Regions from separate parts of the Homo sapiens genome. Here region 2 is linked to region 1. Evidence: read pairs that join two places in POLR2A ChIA-PET (ENCODE). Cell type or tissue: MCF 10A. All regions are shown on one strand. Each heading gives the region's core, and the rest is flanking DNA. Links, peaks and the distances in the headings are about the cores only. Region 1 overlaps KLRC4-KLRK1 (KLRC4-KLRK1 readthrough). Region 2 holds the start of KLRC1 (killer cell lectin like receptor C1).

Region 1 (10,194 bases), core at 1,424-9,423:
TACTCCAACCACCTGGCGTCGAATAACAGAGTTCCTAAGGGCAGCAAAGTTCTTCCGCATTTAGATCCCAAATTTCTTGCTTGTGGCTAAGCCATTATACAAAGCCACAAAGAGGAGGAAAGAAGGACTCCTCCTCTAGGAGGCCAACCAGAAGAAGGCTTTTCAAAAAATCAAAGAAGCCTTGACTCAGATCCCAGCTTTAGGACTGCCAGATCTAACTAACTAAGCTTATCTTCTTGAATGTCCACAAGTGAAAGGGAGGCCATAAAGATTCTAACTCAAGCCATAAGGTCATGGCATTGCCCAGTGACACACTTATCCAGGCAGTTAGATTCTGTGGCACTTGGATGGCCTCCTTGTTTTAAAGCACTAGCTGCTACTGCCCTACTGGCACAAGAAGCTAATAAACTGACTTTAGAGATGGTGAATACCCTAAACCCGGCTACCTTGCTCCTCATCGAGTCAGTGCCAGGAGACCCCCTTCGTTGCTGTGTAAATGTGATAGATGAAGTGTTCTTAAGCCAGAGAGATTTGACAGATACATCCCTCAGGGACCTGGACATTGAATATTTTACTAATGGAAGCAGTTTCATACTAAACGGAGTCCGCCAAGCTGGGTATGCAGTGGTGACTTTGGATTCAGTAGTAGAGGTGCAGTCTTTGCCTACAAAAACTTCTGCTTAGAAAGCAGAACTAATAGCTCTGACAAGAGCTCTCTGGCTAGCCAAAGACCAAAAGACAAATATTTACACATATTCCAGATATGTTTCTGCCACTTTGCATGTTCATGAGACTATTTACAAAGAAAAAATAATTTTAACTGCTGAAAGTAAAGAAATAAAGTATAAGGAAGAAATTCTAGAGCTCTTAAATGCTGTATAGGCCCCAAAAGGTGGCAGTGATGTACTGCAAGGGGCACCAAAAAGGAAGAATACTAAAGGCTAAAAAAATAAAATAAAATAAGAAAACAGACAAAGAGGCAAAGCAGGCTGCAATGACAACTCCACCTTTTAAAGAGGAAGCCTTAGCTATGCCTCTCCTCCCAGAGATTCCTCTCCTGGATATCCCAAGCTACACTCCAAATGAAAGGGCTTATTTTGCCCAGAAAAATAAAAACTACATTAAAAGGAGATGGTAAATATTATCCAATGGGAGGCTAGCCATACCTGAAATGGTGGCCCCCAGATTTTTAAAAGAGTTCCACCAAGGAACTCACATGGAAAAAAATACAACAACAGAAATGAGGAATGCTATATATCAAAATAGATTGGCTTTAGATTACCTCTTAGCCTCAGGAGGAGGAGTATGTGGAAAATTTAATTTAACCAACTGTTGCCTAGAAATCGATGATAATGGTTGAGCTGTCATGGAAATCACCGCTAGAATGCACACATTGGCCCATATTCCAGTTCAGACTTGGTCTGGGTGGTCCCCGGATTCCTTGTTTGGAGGATGGTTCTCAGCCTTTAGAGGATTCAAAAGCCTCATTGGTGGGTTCTTGGTTATTCTTGGCATCTGCCTCATCCTCCCTTGCCTTTTACCCCTGTTTATTAGAAGTATTCAGTCAACTATGGAGGCAATAGTGGCCTGATACACTACCATGCAGATGATGGCATTAACCAGATATCAGTCGCTGCTGGTAGAAGCAGCAGCTCAGCTCCACGAAGACGTGGCAAATAGTGGTGCTTTCTGTTAACACATTTGTTATAAAAAGCACCAAAGGGGGGAATGGAACAGGAATTAAAAGAAATTAAAGAATGTGTAAGCAAAAACTCAGTTGTATGTAAGAAAACCCAATTCCCCCTGAGGAAGAGAAAGAACTGGAGTCCTTTAAAAATTAACTGCCTGTTTTTCCGTGGCTAGTGAGCCTTATCTCTCCCTTTCCCAGGCATTGTGAAGACCCTGTTTCTCTAGCTGTGCAGCTGCAAGGTCACTAGACAGACAAACTCAAGTCATAAAACATGCTTTTCCTTGAAAAGTAAGAAACAATGTAATGTATGTCTCAATTGAATAACTGTCTTTGTTTCTTGCTTCTGTAATATGCTTCCCCCTGCACAAATCTTCCCCCACAGACAAAATACTTAAAAGATAACTTGACTCTTTGTTCAGGGCTCAGTCATTTGGATGTTAATCCAACTGGGCCAGTGCACCTAAATAATAAAAATCCTCCTCAACCCCTTGGTGTTCCTGATTCCTTATCAATCCTGCTACAGGTGGAGAAAAAAGAAAGACCAGCAGAAAAGAAAAAAACTAGGAGAGGAAGTCAGAGGGAAAGAAAGCAAAAACAGCAAGCATAGAGCCAAACAGCCAGGCAGGCACGCCAAGGGGTAAGTCCCTCTCCCCAAAGAGCTTGGGGACTGGTGCCGGGAGGAGAGCAGAGGAGGTGAAAGGGCATAATTCTTGCAATTTGCGGCAGGCATCTGCCAATCCTCTGGGCCGGTGACTGCCTGGGGCCCAGACTACAGCCGGGCAAATCCCACCCACCCAGCCAGAGAAACTAAGTGTAAAAAGAAAGGAAAAAATATAAAAAGGGAAATCAGGAAAAATAAAAAACACAGGAGAAACAGACAGCTGCGTGTGCGTGGGGGTGGGGCCCGTGCCATGGCCCAGCAGGGCTCGCAGCAGGAGCAGGAGAACTTGGGAAAAGAAAGGGAAACAGGATGAGAGAGAGAGAGAGAGAGAGAGAGGAAAATAGAGCGCAAATGAGAGAGAGAGAGAAATAGAGGGAAAGAGTAAGTAAGAGAGAAACTGGAAGAGACAGAAATCAAAGGAAGATACAGAGAGTGAAACTAGAAAAATAGTGAAAAAGGAAGGCAGAAAGTTAAGACATGCTGAAGATTGTCTGTGAAAGTCATAAGAAAAGCTATAAAAGGGAATTTATGCAAAAAATATTGTATAACTGAAAAACAGGCCTCCTGAATGTAAAATTATTAAAAAAAGTTTATGTACAAGGTATGTAAAAAAATACTTTTAATAACAGGATTATAAAGAGGCATAAGAATACAGATTTTTACCTACATTAAAGGCTAAACTTTTTTTCTGTTTTAAAGATTTAAGCAAGTTTTAAAATGTTAATTGTAAAGGAAATTCTGTGTGTTAACATATTGGCTAAAGTTAAAGGGGTATCATCCAGTTTTTCTGTGAACTGGATATTACAATAAAATCACTATAGATTTTTCTTAAAGCACTAACCTGCTCTTTAACAAAAATTATAAAAAGTTAAAGAATCTATAAAAGTCTTACCTTATAGTTAGACATTAAAATTGGATAAATAATGTCTACAAGATTTTATTAAAATTAAGTTGAACATCAATAGCACATTAATATAATGGTAAAATTTAACTTATCTGGTATAAAATCATACAAAAACATTGTCAAATATAAAATGGTGTTTGGCTTTCTTAAGGCCTAAAGGCAACCCGGTAAGTCACAAGGACCCTCATCCCCAAGGCCACAGAGTGCAGGGTGGTGAAGGCCATAAGAAGGCCAAACATTAAGAGGGGGCAGGGCCACAGTGTCTCCTGGGCAGCGCTGAGCAGGAATAGAGCAAGGGGCATAACCATGAGGCCTCAAGCCCCAGGATATGCAGCAGAAATTATATACTTAATCTATCTTCCACTTTCCCTTCCCTTGGAGCTAAAAGTCTTTTAGCACAGGTAGCACCCCTAGAATTTCCAGTACACCAGCACCAGCCTGAAAACCACATCCTTATCAAAAGATAGAAAGAAAAAAAAACTCAAGCCAGCCTGGGAAGAACCCTATTTTATGCTATTAACCACTGAGACTGCCGTCCGCACAGCCAAGAAAAAAATGGTCCCACCATACTCGAGTCAAGAAAACATCTTCCTCTCAGAATCATGGGTTACTGTACTAGGATTAAGCCCTACTAAGTTAAAGTTAAAGAAAGCTTAATTTTCATATACCTTCTATATCGCTTCCTTTCCTTTCCGTATTTTGTTACTAGCTCCGTTGTTATTAATGTAACTAAGTCTGACTCACCTCAGACCATTGCCTTTAACTCTTGCTCTGTCATACCTTGTGGAAATGTAAAATATCAACAACAGCTAGCCTTTTCACACAAATATTTATGTCCCAGCCCTCTAACTGACACAGGTACCCCTAGCAGTCATTGTTGTAATGACCTGCAGCCAAGATGCTGATTTTCTGCTCCTACAGGCTGGCAACCTTGTAGTAAATGGGACCACATCCCTTAAACTACCCAGGAGCAAAGCTGGACTTCCACGAAAAAGGTTTGTGCAAATCTAAAACCCCTCATCTATTTCACTAAAAGGACTACCCCTTCTCACTGTCAGCCTTATCAGTGTAACCCTGTCCTTCTCTTTATCACCACCTCCACCTTAACTAACTCTAGACCTGCCCTTAGTCGCTTCTGTGGTATGGGGATTGACATAAATGGAAAAGACCCCCTAGGTATTTTTAAAATATGGATTTTTCCCCCATCTCCCCCTTCTTCAGTAGCCTCAGTTCTAGATCCCACACCAGTTGCTCCTACATCTAATAAAACTAGGGTGTCTATTGTAAAAATAAGATATCTAAGACAGACCTTAGCCATCAAGACAAAATATCAAGATGCAAATTCCTGGCTGAAATGGATTAAATAATCCATTCACACTTTAAATAAAAGCGATTATTACGCTTGTACACACGGTAGGCCAGAGGCCCAGATTATCTCCTTTCCACTTGGATGGTCTCCTTGTCATCCAGATATGGAGTGTATGGTGGTTCTTTTTCAAAATCCCACTGCTTGGGATAATCCATCATACTGAGCGCTCTCTGCTATTTCCTGAAATTCAACACCCTGCGGGTCAGCCTCCGAGGGCAATCCAGCTTCCACCTCTAAATGCCAAGTTTACTTTGTGCCTCTCATGGCAGGAGGAAAATTTGGCGTTCCTTGAAAGCATAAAAGGATACAAGAAGCCCAAGCCTTTCCAAGAACTTGCCCATCAGTCCATGCTTAGCCATCCCCAAGCAAATGTATAGTGGTACTGTGGAAGACCTTTACTGGACACTCGGCCAAATAACTGGAGCAGTACTTGTGCTCTAATCCAATTGGCTATCCGCTTCACGCTGGCATTTCGTCAATCTAAAAAGGTAAAAACAAAACACCGCAGGCCAAAGGAAACTCCTTGAGTCCTTTAATCCTCAGGTTTACGTAAATGTTATTAAGGTCCGTGAGAAGTGCCAAATAAGTTTAAAGCACAAAAATCAAATAGCTGCAAAATTTAAATCCATGTTGGTCTGGTAGGTAACCATAAATTAAAAAAAAATTTAACTTCAATTCAATTCTCACCTCGTTTGCCCTTACTATTGGTGTACTTATTCTTGTAGACTGTTATATTATGCCCTGCCTTCAAGGTTTTATGCAAAAACTTGTCTCTGCTGCTCTTACAGAGTTAACTCCTAACTATCCTCCACCCTATTGAAAAAAAATTACCTCTCTTAGAAGGACAAAGAATTAAGTCAAAACATATTAAACAAGACTGAGGAGGAATTATGAAATAAAAAAAGGGGGAATATTGTAAAAAGTAAAGTAGAGGTTCCTCTTCAAAGACTTTCCTCCCCATCTAATTAGAAATAAACAGTAACTTCTCTTAGAAGCAAAATTTATTCAAAGACCTGTGCTCCTAAATATTTGCCCTGGCATGCTTATACTGGTCCAAGCAAGCGTTAGGTCATAGCCTGTTCCTCTTCCTTATTTAAAAGTGTTTTTATCTTTCTCAGCATTCCACAAGTTACTTCCTCCTTCCTTTGTTCTCCTCTACCTTTGCCTCTTTTAAAAAGTTCTAAGTTGCTAGCCAATCGGGACAAATACAGAATGTGAGGTCCCGTTCCAGCCAGTGGAAACCGGACACAGCAGTAGTGTGGACATGTCAGGTTATAAATGACCCTGTCTCCTTTGTTCGGTGTACTCTCATGGCAGAACTGCTAGTGAGTGTACCCTTTCTGCAGGAAGTAAAAAATGGCCTTACTAAATAAATTAAATTTATGTTCAAGTCCTATTTCTTTATGACACCGGGGAACAAGCATTTCAAACAATTCCATTCTAATAACCCCAAGTCTTAGCTTTTTACGGAATCAATTGTAAAGTCTAAAGTCCAAAATCTTATCTAAATATCATCAAACAAGATATGCATGAGACTCAAGATTCTATTTATTCAGAGGCAAAATTCCTTCTTAACTGTGAACCTGTGAAACCAAACAAGTTATGTGCTTCCAAAATACAATAGTGGGACAAACATAGGATGGATATTACTATTCCAAAAGGAAGAAAGAGAGGAAGAGAAACAGTCATGGGACTCAAGCAAGTACAAATCATAGCAAAGGAAACGTCCTAAGATCTTACTTAAGGCTGGAGAATAATGCCTTTAAGATAATCATGGCCCACTGGGGCAGCACCACCTCCCTGACCCCGTTGGGTGGAGGACCCATTAAAAGTGGCAGCATGACCCCCACAGGCAGGGAAGGCACTGCCCATGCTGTGTCTCTCTGCTGTGGCCCTGCCCATGAGGCAATTTCCTGTGGAGGGTGGGGTTGCACTCTCAGTGATCTGCTGGCCTTCTCTTCCTTCACTGATCCCCTGGGTGTTGGTCCTACCTTTAGAAATTAAAACAGCACCCCTCCCCCAGCCCATCCACTCTGGGCTTGTGGTGGGAGAGGCAGCCTTGGGGATATCTGAATTGCCTTTAGGATCTCTCTTCTTTTGTCTTGGAGAATCATGCATGTTTGCAGTGAAATTGTTCTATGGTTTGGTCCTGTGGAGTCTAAGAAATCTGACAGTCTTTGGTCATTTTGTCCTGTTTTTGTTTGTTTCCTTTAGTCTCAGTTGGCAGTGTTACCGCTGGTGTAATCTCTTCTCTGTTCCTGGCTTTTATTGAGATGGTTGATCATCTTTACACAGTCCTTTGCATGCAGATGTACGTATTTGGAGTTGAACAGTTTTCTATATAGCCTTTAAAGCTCGAGGCATAGAGTGCACAGTCTCCCTTCTGCATTTCAATTATTGTTAGTCTAGAGGAGAGACAATTACAAATTACATACATGATTTTATTAACGCGGGAAAATAAAAATGAATCATACCTATTGAACTTCAAATACAGGAACTTAATACCATTTTAGGAGATTATGGACCATGCCTGGTCCTAATTCATAAACAAAATATAGCCAACTCAGATAATAAAAATAAAAATTATAAATAATGCGCCACTCTTTTTATCATACATCAGAAACTAGCCAATTCTGAAGTCTAAAATCTCTTCATATGTATACCCAAGTTAAATGAAAACTTTAGAATGTTTATTTTAAAACAAATATTTAAGTGAGAAATAAATTCAGTGTTCAATTTAGAATTTGATACTGTGTTTTGTGGAAAAATAAAACATTTTCTTCAGATATATGCAATTTTACTTGGTAAGGAAATGAAAATAAAATTTCAAATCTAATACATACATACACACATTCACAAGTGTGTATAAGTGTGTGTGTGTGTGTGTGTGCATATGTTTAGGCATTCCATGTGGAGATTTCTATATCTATATATGTGTTTTACTCTGGCATCTTTAATCTTTTGGAGTTATATGATTAATAATGATACTTTGTTTTCTTTCATAAGAGATGGGAAATAGAAAGCTCAAGAAAGAGTGAGGATGTCACTTCAATGTAAAATTGACAAAAAAATAAAAAGATTATGGTCTGATGCTATCCCTATTTAAAAAGACGATGTAATGATCTCTGTTCTGTAACTGAACAATCGGCCACTGTAGGGAGAAAACTATTCTTAAAGAGTTTTTGTTTTGTTGTTTGTTTGTTTTTAGACAGAATCTTGCTCCGCTGCCAAGGCTGGAGTGCACTGGTTCAATCTCGGCTCACTGCAAACTCTGCCTCCCAAGTTCAAGTGATTCTCCTGTGTCAGTTTCGTAAGTAGCTGGGATTACAGGCATGTGCCACCACATCCGGCTAATTTTTTTATTTTTAGTAGAGATGGTGTTTCACTACGTTGCCAGGCTGGTTATAAACTCCTGACCTAAAGCAATACACCCACCTCGGCCTCCCAAAGTGCTGGGATTACAGGTGTGAGCCACTGCACCCGGCCCCAGCTGAGATTTTTTAATAACTGCTCTTACTAGGTTCAGTCTACATTAGAGTCTCGTTCTTTTTTTCTTTCTTTCCTCTCTCTCTTTTTTTTTTTTTTGACAGTGTTTTGCTCTTGTCAGCCAGGCTGGAGTGCAGTGGCGCAATCTCGGCTCACTGCAACCTCCACCTCCTGGGTTCAAGCAATTCTGCTGCCCCTCAGCCTCAGGAGTAGCTGGGGTTACAGGCACTTGCCACCACATCTGGCTAATTTTTGTATTTTTAGTAAAGATGAGCTTTCACCATGTTGGCCAAGCTGGACTTGAACTCCTGACCTCAGGTCCTCCCAAAGTGCTGGGATCACAGGCGTGAGCCACTGCACCCGGCCTCATTCTTTTTAATATCACTTTGTCCATGTGTTCCTTCGATTTCTTTCTCTGTTTTTTCATACTACTTTCATTACACTTCTGCCAGAGTACCTAACTAACTACACTGGATTATTTGTTTGTAACTACATCTCTGACTAGAGTTTGAAGCTCTAAAATGAGTTTTATTCTACTCATCTCTGTAGTTATCTCTGCATAATTCCTGGAAATTGTGCAGTAATCAACCAATATTTACTACATGCATAAACAGAAAGTTAGTATGCTAGTTGTTTTGCTTCTGAAAAAAAATTTTGTCCTTGTAGATAGGAAAATATTGAGAAACTATGATATAAACTCTTATTTTTTAGAGAATCAATGTTTTTTCTGTTAAAAAAACTCTCAAGCCATACATAAATGAGGCCATCCTGGATCAATTCTAAGGTATACTGGGGCTTCCAAATTACAAATAGATAATAAGGAAGGAAGGTAGGGAGTTCTTGCTACAATAAACACAAGGGGAAAATTGAAAATAACACATGAGAGTAAAAGGTTGTGCATTGATCATTGCCAATTAATCATTAAAGTAGCAAAGTAAATTTAAAAATCAGCGAAAAGAGCACTTTTTTAGTCATTTAATAGTAAGTCTGGCTCCAGAGCCAGAAATATATATATTTGAGTCCTCATTGCAACAATTATTCATTTTGTAACTTAAGTGAGTTATTTAACATGTTAAGATTCTGTTGTATACCATTAGAATTAGGTTAAAATAACACCTGTATACAGGATTGTTAAGTATATTTAATGAAAGGATACATTTAAGTGCTTAAATCTGTGTCTGACAGACAGGAAGCACCTAATTAACCTAATTTTAACATTGATATTGTTGTGACTTTTTATTACATTGAAGAATTGGAAATTCAAATATCTAAAGTCCCCTTGAAATAAAGAATTATAATATTTACAATCTAGAGGACTTCTGCAATATTTGTGATATTATGAGACTGAAAAAAGGAAAAGCAGTAGTGACAAAATGCTTAGGTTTCATTCCTGATCGTTGTAGCTGAATGAAGAAATTACTGAACAGTGTAGTGACAGGTCAGATCTTTCAAATGGTAGAAATGACCTTTCTTGAATACTCTAGCATTAATCTGGAGAATTACAACTATATTCATAAGATCAGTGAACATTAAGATGTTGTCACTTAGTCTGGGTGTGCTGAATTGCTCTGTGCAATCAAGTGGGTAAAAGAGCAGGCTATAAAAACTACAGACATGGGACACTTCAGAATCCAGAAAGACCAAGCTGTAGTTCACCGGACACAGAAATGGAGATAAGAGATTTGAAGAAATAAAGAAATGTAAAGATATGCAGAAGGTCACCTTTGAATATTCAGCAGAGTACTTACTAATGCATGTATGTAAAAAACTACTCCAGGATGGAGAAAGAACTGTCTGAAAAGATTTAGGGTAAACAATACTTAGTGCTAACATAGGGTCTAGTATTTTGCCTGTTTCTACCAGCCATATTACAAAACTTTGTATTTCAAAGGTTATCACATAGAATACATAGAAAACAGCAGAATAAACATTTCTGATCAAATACACCTAAAACATTTTTAAAAACACACTATAGTCTAGTCCATAACACTGATGTCAATAAATTTAAGTTTTAAATTATACAAAATAATTCGCTAATGAAAATGAAATTAAATTAGAAATCAATAATAAAAATGTCTGAAAAA
Region 2 (10,194 bases), core at 1-8,000, 82 kb after region 1:
TTATGAACACTTATTGCCAAATTTTATAATTTTTCACCCAAAATTTTATTTTTGTACAGCCTAAGATCAAGAAAAAATAAACTGTACAATATTAAAACTTTAAAAATTATTATATACCTTTCTGAGTTCTTGTATTCAGGGAAGAATTGTTGTGCCTCTGTATTAATGTAGCTAGAAAAATTAAAGTAATCTTTGTAAAAAAATTAGCATCTAAATCAATCATAATAATTTTAAGTTTTTGTTTGAATTTTTTTGTATTATTTAGAGTTAGAATAATATGGAATAAAATTGATTTTAAGAAAAATTTGATAAAGTAATGGTGGTTTTTTGGAAAAGTATTTCATAGATCTAAAGAACCAAATTTCACCATCTCATATAGTTCTTATAATTCTTGATTTAACTACTTTCAAAAATTAATTTCTATTTCTCAGTAAGGTTTTTCAGACTCCTAGAACATATTTTTGAGTTATGAAATCCAAATATATACATACGATTGCATCAGAAGCGAATACTTTCAACAATTATTCTTTCATTTATTCTTTGACAAATTCAGAATAATCATTCCACATTTAGTCCAAATATATACATTACAATGAGAACTCTATTCCCTGAAAATATGAAATGTTTAGAGGCACATTCAATCATTAACGTGAAAATTCCCCTTGTAATCTTCGAAAATAGACTTACAGGGAATAACAACTATCGTTACCACAGAGGCCATTAAGATAAGACAGATAATTCCCAGGATCCCAACAATGAGCTTCTCTGGAGCTGATGGTAAATCTGCAGGGAGAGAAATGGGAACAGTGCGAAAGGAGAGGTGGATACAGTCGTTTAGAAGATTCACAGACAAGAGAACCTGAATGCACAGGAATCATACAGAGAAACTTGGACCCCAAACCCTCATCTCCCATTGTAATCTTTTTCTCAGAATAATATACCATTGAATTTTCAGGAAAAATAATGCTCCATGAATTATTTGACAAAGACTACAAACTTCAACAATGAGTTCAATCAGTCTTCATACTTTACATTGAAATAGCATATCTCAACTTGGAATTCTGATCTTTGCAAATAGAAGATATATGAGCACTCCCTTCTCTTTCCCCACATTCCTGTACCCCAAGCTGCACATCCTAGACTGTTATATTGAGGATCTTTTAAATGCTTTACCTTTGCAGTGATAGGTTTTGTCATTCCCTTGAAAATCCTGAGAAGCTTTTTGAAGGTTTAATTCCGCATAGGTTATTTCCTGTTCAGTTGCTAAAATGGAGTTTTTATTGCCTTTAGGTTTTCGTTGCTGCCTCTTTGGGTTTGGGGGCAGATTCAGGTCTGAGTAGATTACTCCTTGGTTATCCATCTCTGCAGTGTGTGATGTCAGGGACTGTACTCTATAATAACAGTAGTTAAGAAGTTAATAAATGGTTTATATACAGGATTCCCTAGTGCAATTAAAAGGGTGAGGTGGAGAACGAGTATTGGAGCTCATTTTGCATTAAATAATCTAAAGTTCTTTCTCTGATTTTCTTCAAGCCTAAACACGTTTCTTATGAATATTTGTTTTAAAAAAAGATTTTTAGGCCGGGCGCGGTGGCTCACGCCTGTAATCCCAGCACTTTGGGAGGCCGAGGCATGCCGATCACGAGGTCAGGAGATCGAGACCATCCTGGCTAACACGGTGAAACTCCGTCTCTACTAAAAATACAAAAAGTAGTCGGGCATGATGTCAGGCGCCTGTAGTCCTAGCTACTCGGGAGGCTGAGGCAGGAGAATCTCTTGAACATGGGCGGCAGAGGTTGCAGTGAGCGGAGATTGTGCCACTGCACTCCAGCCTGGGCGACAGAGTGAGACTCCGACTCAAAAAAAAAAGATAAATTTTCTGCATTTGACAAAATATTATTGCTGGGGCAATGAGAAGCAATAAATTACTAAGGAATAAAGAAGTTCAGGAATAAAAATATATTTCTTAAAGTCTGATGTTTTACCTGTGTTAAAAATTAAAATGTTGTATTAGAAAAACTTCTGCACTCATTTTTATGTTAATTTTGAAATCCAGTAATGGTTAAGACTATGTGGTCTGCACATGAGTAATAGTAAAGTTGACATATATATATATAAAAATTTCTTGCACTACATTACTTTTAATTAGTAATTTATACACATTAATGAAAATCAATAGAGGTAATTAAATGGTCTTTTCTTAATGGCTGAAATGTTCTAAGAAATTATTAAAAATTATTTATTAAAAATTATAAAAAATTAAATATTTGTATATGACAGAAAATGCTATGTGACACAGTTAACTTATGCATAACCTAAATAGTATTAGGAACACTACATAAATTGTTAATACTTACAGAAGTATTGGTAATTTAATTAGTAATTGGTAATTTATTTCCTGGCTAAATTATGAACCAAAAAATGATAAATAAAAGTATAGGTAATTCATGTTAAAGCACATTTCATTTAAACTTATAGAATGATTTTATGGTTGTCAAAGTGAGTAAAGGCCACTTTAGTTGTATAAGTACTTGTAAAATTTCAGATAATGTAATTAAATCATTTAGTCAATGGGCTCTGGAGTCAGTGAGATCTAGAATTAATTCTAGCTTTGACACTTATAATGTGCGACCTTTAAAAAGTTATTCTATTTTTAATAACCCAGTTTGTTAATCTAAAATGGGCATAAGAACATATAAAACGTTGCATGTAAAACATTTACCACTCAACCTGGCACTTAAAGTTCTCAATAAGCATTAGCTACTTTAATTATTATTTTAGTCACAATTGTTATGTTACTGTTTCTGATTCATGTCAGTTAAAGCATGGAAAATAAATCTTCAGATAAGTCTCCTATGTCCATGCGCTACATCTTTTTTTGCAATATTTTGATCAATTTTTAAAAAGTATTTTTATTGCTTTGTAATACCTTTAGCATTTTATGTAATCTACCTCATTCTGATTTTTATTAAAAATAAAAACTGCTTTTCTCTAATCTACGTGTCTGAGGAATTGTATTTGGCTTTCATCAATTGATTGATTTATTTTAATAATCTTTAATGGCTAAGCTAAATATAAATTATTATTCAAAGATACATGATGTACTGATTACAAAATACAAAATTAATTGTTCATTATTGTGATGTTAATAGCTTTCCCTTAAACGATATTGATCAACAAACCCACTAGATTTCCACAAACAATAATTTGAAAACTTTAAGAAATCCTTCAACATATTTCATATTTTAGGTTTTTACCCTGAGTTATTCAAATGAAGACAGCAATATTCTACTTTGATTTTATTGTATATTAATTATACCTCCTTTGTATCATATTGAGCACTTGAAATCACCCACTAAATGAGGTAGGCTAGTAGAGAGTTGGAGAGTAGCAATACATACCTTCTGTCCCCAGAAAGTCACACATCCTTTAGTGGAGAGGCCAGGTTAGTCTCATAAAAAGGCCTGCTATAGCTGTGTAATAAAAGGTGAAATTTAAAGGCATAAATCCAAGACAAGAACAAACAATGCCTGCAATCTTCGCAGACTGCCCTGTGAAGGCTCAGAGTGAGTCAAGAGTGGAAAAAGTAGATTTCTCATCAACGTGTTACTAAGGTTTGAACAGGAAATTCTACACATGGGCTATTGTGAAATCAGTTTTATCTCATCACACACCTCCAAAATATAGGATACTTGGTCTATTAAAAGTACAAGGTTGACTTTGAAAGTGTGTCATTTAGTTGGTTCATTTTTCAAGTGCCTATGAGAATTTTTTTTTTTTCTGTCTTGATCACGAACATTGTCAACCCTCACCTTGTTAAGAGTGCCTTTTAGACTAGGTTGCTAAATCTTAACATTGCATACTTCTTTTCTTTATATTATTTTATTATGTCACTTCCATTATAATAGAAAACATTCTAAAACTCATAGTAATATTATCAACTGATATCTACTGATTTTTTCCTTAATTATTCTGAAAAATTACTGCAGTAATTACTCAATTGATTGTAGCTGGCACAAAAAGCATCATTGCCAAAGTTATATTATTAACTTCTCTTAGTTCTTAAATTTTTGCACTTAATTTTTAAAAATAGATTATTTAATCTTCAGATTACCCTTGATAAAAATATCTTGGATAGGTAAAATATTAATCAATTTTGAAATATATTAGCATACCAGAAATTGAAATATTAAATAGCTATTCATTACATTCTTCATTTATTCATCCTCCGCCATAACAAATTATGTCGACTTTCATAGAAATATTTAGTTGTAAATGACAAAAACTGAAGTCAAACTATGTATGGGGAAAAAGTAATTTTAAAATCTTACTAGGAGGAAAGTCAGTAAATTGGCAGAATAGGTGGTCCCCCACACATATGCCCCCACAGCAACAATAATTTTTCAGCCATCCACAGACAAAAGTTCCTTTGAGGGAGTTTGGAATTCAAGTAGGAGTTTGTAAAATGCCAGTGGAACCCAAGACCTAGGAAGGTTGTTTTAGGGAATAGATTTGCATCCAAGTGGCAGACTTACCAACAGTGATTCCATCTCCAGACCTGAAAAGGGACCCATCCTCCTGTGCTTGCCTTCAGCCCCATTTAGGCCTTGGTCATGCTGCCAAAACCATTTGCCCAGGGGCCCAGGAGGAGACTCACACACTAGTGTCTCAGGAGGTAGGCATATCAACTGTAGTCTCAATGTAGACCCTGAAACAGCCCTCTAACTTGGCTTTAACTAGTGTCAGCCACAACTTGAGATCAGTCCTTCACCCACAGAGACTTCCTGGGAGACATATACATCTGTACCTCTGGGGCATGCTTGCTGACCTCTGTCCTACAGAAGATACTAAAATGGCCCTGAATCTCCACTCAAACTCCTCTCAACTGTGACCTGAGTTAATCACAGGAAATTGCTGTGAGACTCAATCATCTTTGTCAGCAGTACAGGCTTGCTGACTTCAGTTCCACGGTAGTTTCTGAAACAGCCTTGAATCTTGACCTTCACCCTTCTCAGCTGTGGACTGTGAGCAGTCTTGCCAGCTCAGGGATACAGAGGGAGGACATGTGCATCCATGTCCCAACTAGGAGACCATTGACCTAGGTTTCACAGCAGATCCTTTAATTGGACAGAAAAGGGGCTTCGACACTTCTCAGCTATGCTAGAGAGCAGTTTGCCCATACAGGGACCTGGAGAGAGACATCATTAGTGCCCCTGCAGGCACAGACCTTAGTTTTATTTCAGATCTTGAAACAATTCTGGATCCAGCTCCAGCCCAACTCAACTACAGTCTGAGGCAAATCTGCCTGCCCACAGACCTGCCAGAAAACACACTCAACCATGACCCCAGAGACAGACATGAAGACACTGGTTTCAGCTATAGACCCCGAGGAAACCTTGTGACTTAGCACTAACTCCTCTGTGCCACAGGTTGAGGAACCCACTCAGAGACCCATGAGCAGCCTTCCCAGCAAACTAGATAAACTCTTCCCCAACTACACACCTAATAATAGACCCACCATTTACAGACCTTGAAGTGGACCCTCATCCCCTCCCCAGCCCTATACAGTATGATTCTAGAGCCAGTTTGGCCCTCTGAGGCACTAAATAGGATACAAGCCTGCTAGAAGCCCTAGTAAAAGGATCATGAACCAAAGATCCCACTCTGGACCCGTAAGCAACCATGTGATCTGGCTGTAACCCCATTCAACCATGATACTGAAGGCAATCTCATCAGCCCAGGACACTAACAGGAGAAGCTTTTAACCTACCGAAACCAGTCTGTAAAGACTGAAAGAGAGTCTGCTCTTTCAAATGCACAGACATCAGTACAAGGATAAACAAATAACAAAGCATCAGACAAATATGACACCACCAAAGGAAACTAATAAAGCTTTAGCAACTGATCCAAATAAATGGAGATCTATAAGTTTCCTTTAAAGTAATTCAAAACAATCATCTTAAAAAATCTCAGTGAGATGCAAAAGAAAAGAGTAAACAAAAAATACAACTAAAACAAAAAATACATGAACAAAATAAAAATTTAATAAAGAAATATAAACTATTAAAAAGAACCAAACAAAAATTCTGGAGCTGAAGAACACAATGAAAGAAATAAATAAGTCAATAGAGAGTTTTAATGCCCGACTCAATCATGCAGAGGAATTAGTGAACTCAAAAAAAGAGTCTTTTAAAATTAACAAATTAGAGTAAAAAAAGAATAAAAAGTGGCAAAGAAAGCATGAGACCTTTGAGACACCACCAAGAATATGGTATAGAAAGTATAGAAACTTCAGAAGGAGAAGAGAGACATAAAAAGTCAAAAATATTTTTTCTTTAAAGACATACTGTCTGAAAACCTTCCTCACTTGGGAAGGATATGGAAATCCAGATTCATGAAGCTCAATGAATCATGAGCAAGATCAGCCCAGAAAAGACTATTATGAGGCATAATATAATCAAATTGTCAAAAGTCTAAGATAAGAGAATCTCGTGGGGGGGTTTTGTTTATTTTTTAGCTTAATGTGATCTCGTTTGTCCATTTTTGCTTTGGTTTCCTGTGATTGTGGGGTATTACTCAAAAAATCTTTGGCCAGTCAACTGTCCTTGAGAATTTTTCCAATTTTTTTTCTTTCAACTTTTATTTTTAGATACAGGGAGTACATGTGCTGGTTTGTTACATGGGTATATTATACCAGAATAGTGAGTATAATCCAAAGTAGGTAGTTTTCTGAACCATTCTTCCCTGCTCTCCTCTCCCCTCTAGTAGTCTGCAGTGTCTTTTGTTCCCATATTTACGTCTAAGGGTGCTCAGTGTTTAGCTCCCACTTATAAGTGAGAACCTTCAGTAGTTGGTTTTCTGTTCCTGCATTAATTTGCTTAGGATTATGGCCTCCAGCTCTGTCCATGTTGCTGTAGAGGACATGGTTTTATCTTTTTTATGGCTGAGTACTAGTCCATGGTGTATATATGCCACATTTTCTTTATCCAGTCCACCACTGATGAGCACATAAGTTGATTCCATATCTTTGCTGTTGTGAATAGTGCTGTGATAAAAATGTGAGTGCATGCGTCTTTTTGATATAATGATCTATTTTCATTTGGTTATATTCCCAGTAGTGCAATTGAGGGTCAAATGGTAGCTCTGTTTGAAGTATTATGAGAAATCTCCAAACTACTTTCCACAGCGGTTAGGCTAGTTTACATTCCCACCAATAGTGTATTAGCATTTTCTTTTTTCTGCAGCCTCATCAGCATCTGTTGTTTTTGGACTTTTAAATAGTGGTCATTCTGACTAGTGTAAGATGGTATCTTACTGTGGTTTTGATTTGCATTTCTCTGTTGATTAGTGATGATAAGTGTTTTTTAATATGCTTGCTGGATACTTGTATGTCTTCTTTTAAGGAGTGTCTGTTTATGTCCTGTGCCCATTTTTAAATGAGGTTATTGTTTTTCCTTGTTGTTCTGTTTAAATTCCTTATAGATTCTGGATATTAGACCTTTGTCAGATGCATAGTTTGCAAATAATTTTTCCCACTCTGTAGGTTGTCTGTATATTTCATTAATAGTTTATTTTGCTGTGCAGAAGCTTTTTAGTTTAGGTCTCATTTGTCAATTTTTGTTTTTATTGCCCTTGCTTTTAAGGACATAGCCAAAAAATTGTTTGCCAAGGCTGATGTTGAGAAAGGTATTTCCTAGGTGTTCTTCTAAAATTTTTACAGATTGAGGTATCACATTTAAAATTTTAATTATCTTGAGTTAATTCTTCTATATGGTGAAAGGTAAGGGTCCATTTTAACTCTTCTGCACATGGCTAGACAGTTACACTAGTGATACAGGAACGAGAAAGAAATTATTTAGGCAGATAGTGAGGGTAAAGGAATTCTCAGCAAGGCTTCCCTTTTAACAAAAAGCAGCCCCAAATAACTTCTTTTCTAACAAAGAGCAGCCTGAAAAATGAAGCAGCAGACATAGATAAGCAGGCTGGAGACTTGCATGTGTGCATGCTGGCAGCTGTGCCAATAGAAAAGGGGCTGACTGGAAGCCAGGCATTTTCAACCTGGAGGCTCCATCTTCCCTTTTCTTTGTCACTAATAAAGAACCAGGCAACATGGCACAGGCCAGGTAGACAACCATCTGCATAATAAAAGACTAGGGTTGAGTGGCCAGCTTCTTTAAGCGCTATGCAAATGGCATGCCTAGTCCGACCAATCTTTCGTGCCCTATGTAAATCAGACACTGCCCCCTCAAGCTCATCTATAAAACCTTCTACATTTCACTGCAGAAGCAGCAACCCATTTCTCCAGTACCCATCCCTGGGCAGAGATCTCTTCTCTTTCTTTTGCCCATTAAACTTCCTGTCTTAACCTCACTCTGGTGTGTTCACGTCCTAGTTTTCTGTGGTCATGGGACAACAAACCTCAGATATTACCCTAGACAACAAGGCGATTTCATAGCATCATTTATTGTATAAGCAGTCCATTTATATTCCTTTTTTTCTTGTCTGTCTTTTTGAAAATCAGATGGCTGTAAGTGTGCAGCTTTATTTCTGAGTTTTCTATTCTGTTCCATTAGGATAGATGTCTACTTTGTACCATACCATGCTGTTCTGATTACCGTAGTCTTATTGTAAAATTGGAAGTTGGACAGTGTAATGCCTCCAGCTTTCTTCTTTTTGCTTAAAATTGCTTTAGCTATTCAGGCTCTTTTTTGGTTCCATATGAATTTTAGAATAGTTTTTTTCTAATTCTGTGAAGAATGGCATTGGTAGTTTGATAGGAATTGCACTGAATCTGTAAATTGCCTTAAGCAGTAAGGCCATTTTAACAATATTGATCCTTCCAATACATGAGCTTGGAAAGTTTTTCCATTAATTTGTGTTATCTTTGATTTTTTTCAGTAGAATTTTGTAGTTCTCCTTGTAGAGATCTTTCACCTCCCTGGTAGGCTGTATTTATTCCTATGTATTTCATTTTCTTTGTGTGTATCATAAATGGGATTGTGTTTTATATTTTACTCTCAGCCTGGAGATTATTAGTGTATGGGAATGCTACTGCTTTTGATACATTGATTTGATATCCTGAGACCTTACTAAGATCATTTATCAGTTCTGGTAGCCTTTTGGCAGTCTTTTTCTCATCTTTTAGTTTTAGGTTTAGAATACATGTGAGGGTTTATTACATAGGTAAACTCATGTCGTGGGGGTTTATTTACAAATTATTTCATCACCCAAGTATGAAGCCCAGTACCCAATAGTTATCTTTTCTGCTCCTCTCCCTCCTCCCACCACTCTCCACTCTCAAGTAGGCCCCAGTGTCTGTTGTTTCTTTCCTTGTGTTCATATGTTCTCATCATTTAACTTGTACTTATAAGTGAGAACATGCAGTGTTTGGTTTTCTGCTCCTGTTAGTTTTCTGAGGATAATAGCCTTGATCTCCACCAACATTCCCACTAAATATATAATCTTGTTCTTTTTTATGGCTGCATATTATTCCATGATGTTTATGTACCACATTTTCTTTATCCAATCTGTCATTGATGGGCATTTAGGTTGATTCCTTGTCTTTGCTATCATAAATAGTGCTGCAGTGAACATTTGCATACATGTGTCATTAACGTAAAATCATTTATATTCCTCTGGGTATATACCCAGTAATGGGATGGCTGGGTTGAATGGTAGTTCCTCTTTTAGCTTTTTGAGGAATCACCATACTGCTTTCCACAAGGGTCGAACTAATTTGCACTCTCATAAATGGTGTATAAGTGTTCCCTTTTCTCCACAACCTTGCCAGCATCTTTTTTTTTTTTTTTTTTTTTTTTACTCTTATATAGTCATTTTTACTAGTGTAAAGTGGTATCTCATTGTGGCTTTGATTGCATTTCTGTAACGATTTGTGACATTGAGCTTTTCTTCATATGCGTATTGGCTGCATGTATGTCTTCTTTTGGAAAGCGTCTGTTCATGTTCTTTGCCCACTTTTTAATGGAGTTTGTTTTTCTCTCGTAAATTTATTTATGTTCCTTATAGATTCTGGATATCAAACCTTTGTCAGATGCATAGTTTGCAAATATTTTCTCCCATTCTGTAGGTTGACTGTTGACTCTGTTGATAGTTTCTTGTCCTGTGTAGAAACTCTTAAGTTTAATTAGATCCCACTTGTCAATTTTTGCTTTTGTTGCAATTGCTTTTAGTGTC

What was found. Peaks named below come from ENCODE experiments on the same cell type or tissue, not always from the same donor. Only the 100,000 strongest peaks of a DNase experiment are listed, where the experiment ranks them.
Region 2: POLR2A ChIA-PET joins it to region 1 with 5 read pairs; 3 of 35 experiments call an interaction of 5 or more read pairs at or near these places.

What each region holds. Positions count from the first base shown.
Region 1 is chr12:10,366,203-10,376,396 of GRCh38, forward strand. It overlaps KLRC4-KLRK1 (KLRC4-KLRK1 readthrough), which reads right to left. Exons shown (of 13, transcript NM_001199805.1): 13 at 6,151-7,029. The coding sequence ends at 6,912. It overlaps KLRK1 (killer cell lectin like receptor K1), which reads right to left. Exons shown (of 8, transcript NM_007360.4): 8 at 6,151-7,029. The coding sequence ends at 6,912. KLRK1-AS1 (KLRK1 antisense RNA 1) reads left to right here. Exons shown (of 4, transcript NR_120430.1): 2 at 7,833-7,934. Among named protein-coding and RNA genes, the nearest start is that of KLRK1-AS1, 7.5 kb to the left of the region's middle. RefSeq lists a silencer at 5,995-6,195. In MCF 10A, for the core only: no CTCF peak of the experiment used is centred there; a DNase peak (open chromatin) is centred at 7,959.
Region 2 is chr12:10,449,797-10,459,990 of GRCh38, forward strand. KLRC1 (killer cell lectin like receptor C1) reads right to left here and starts at 3,581. Exons shown (of 7, transcript NM_002259.5): 1 at 3,402-3,581; 2 at 1,174-1,391; 3 at 688-783; 4 at 118-171. The coding sequence starts at 1,360. In MCF 10A, for the core only: no CTCF peak of the experiment used is centred there; a DNase peak (open chromatin) is centred at 3,585.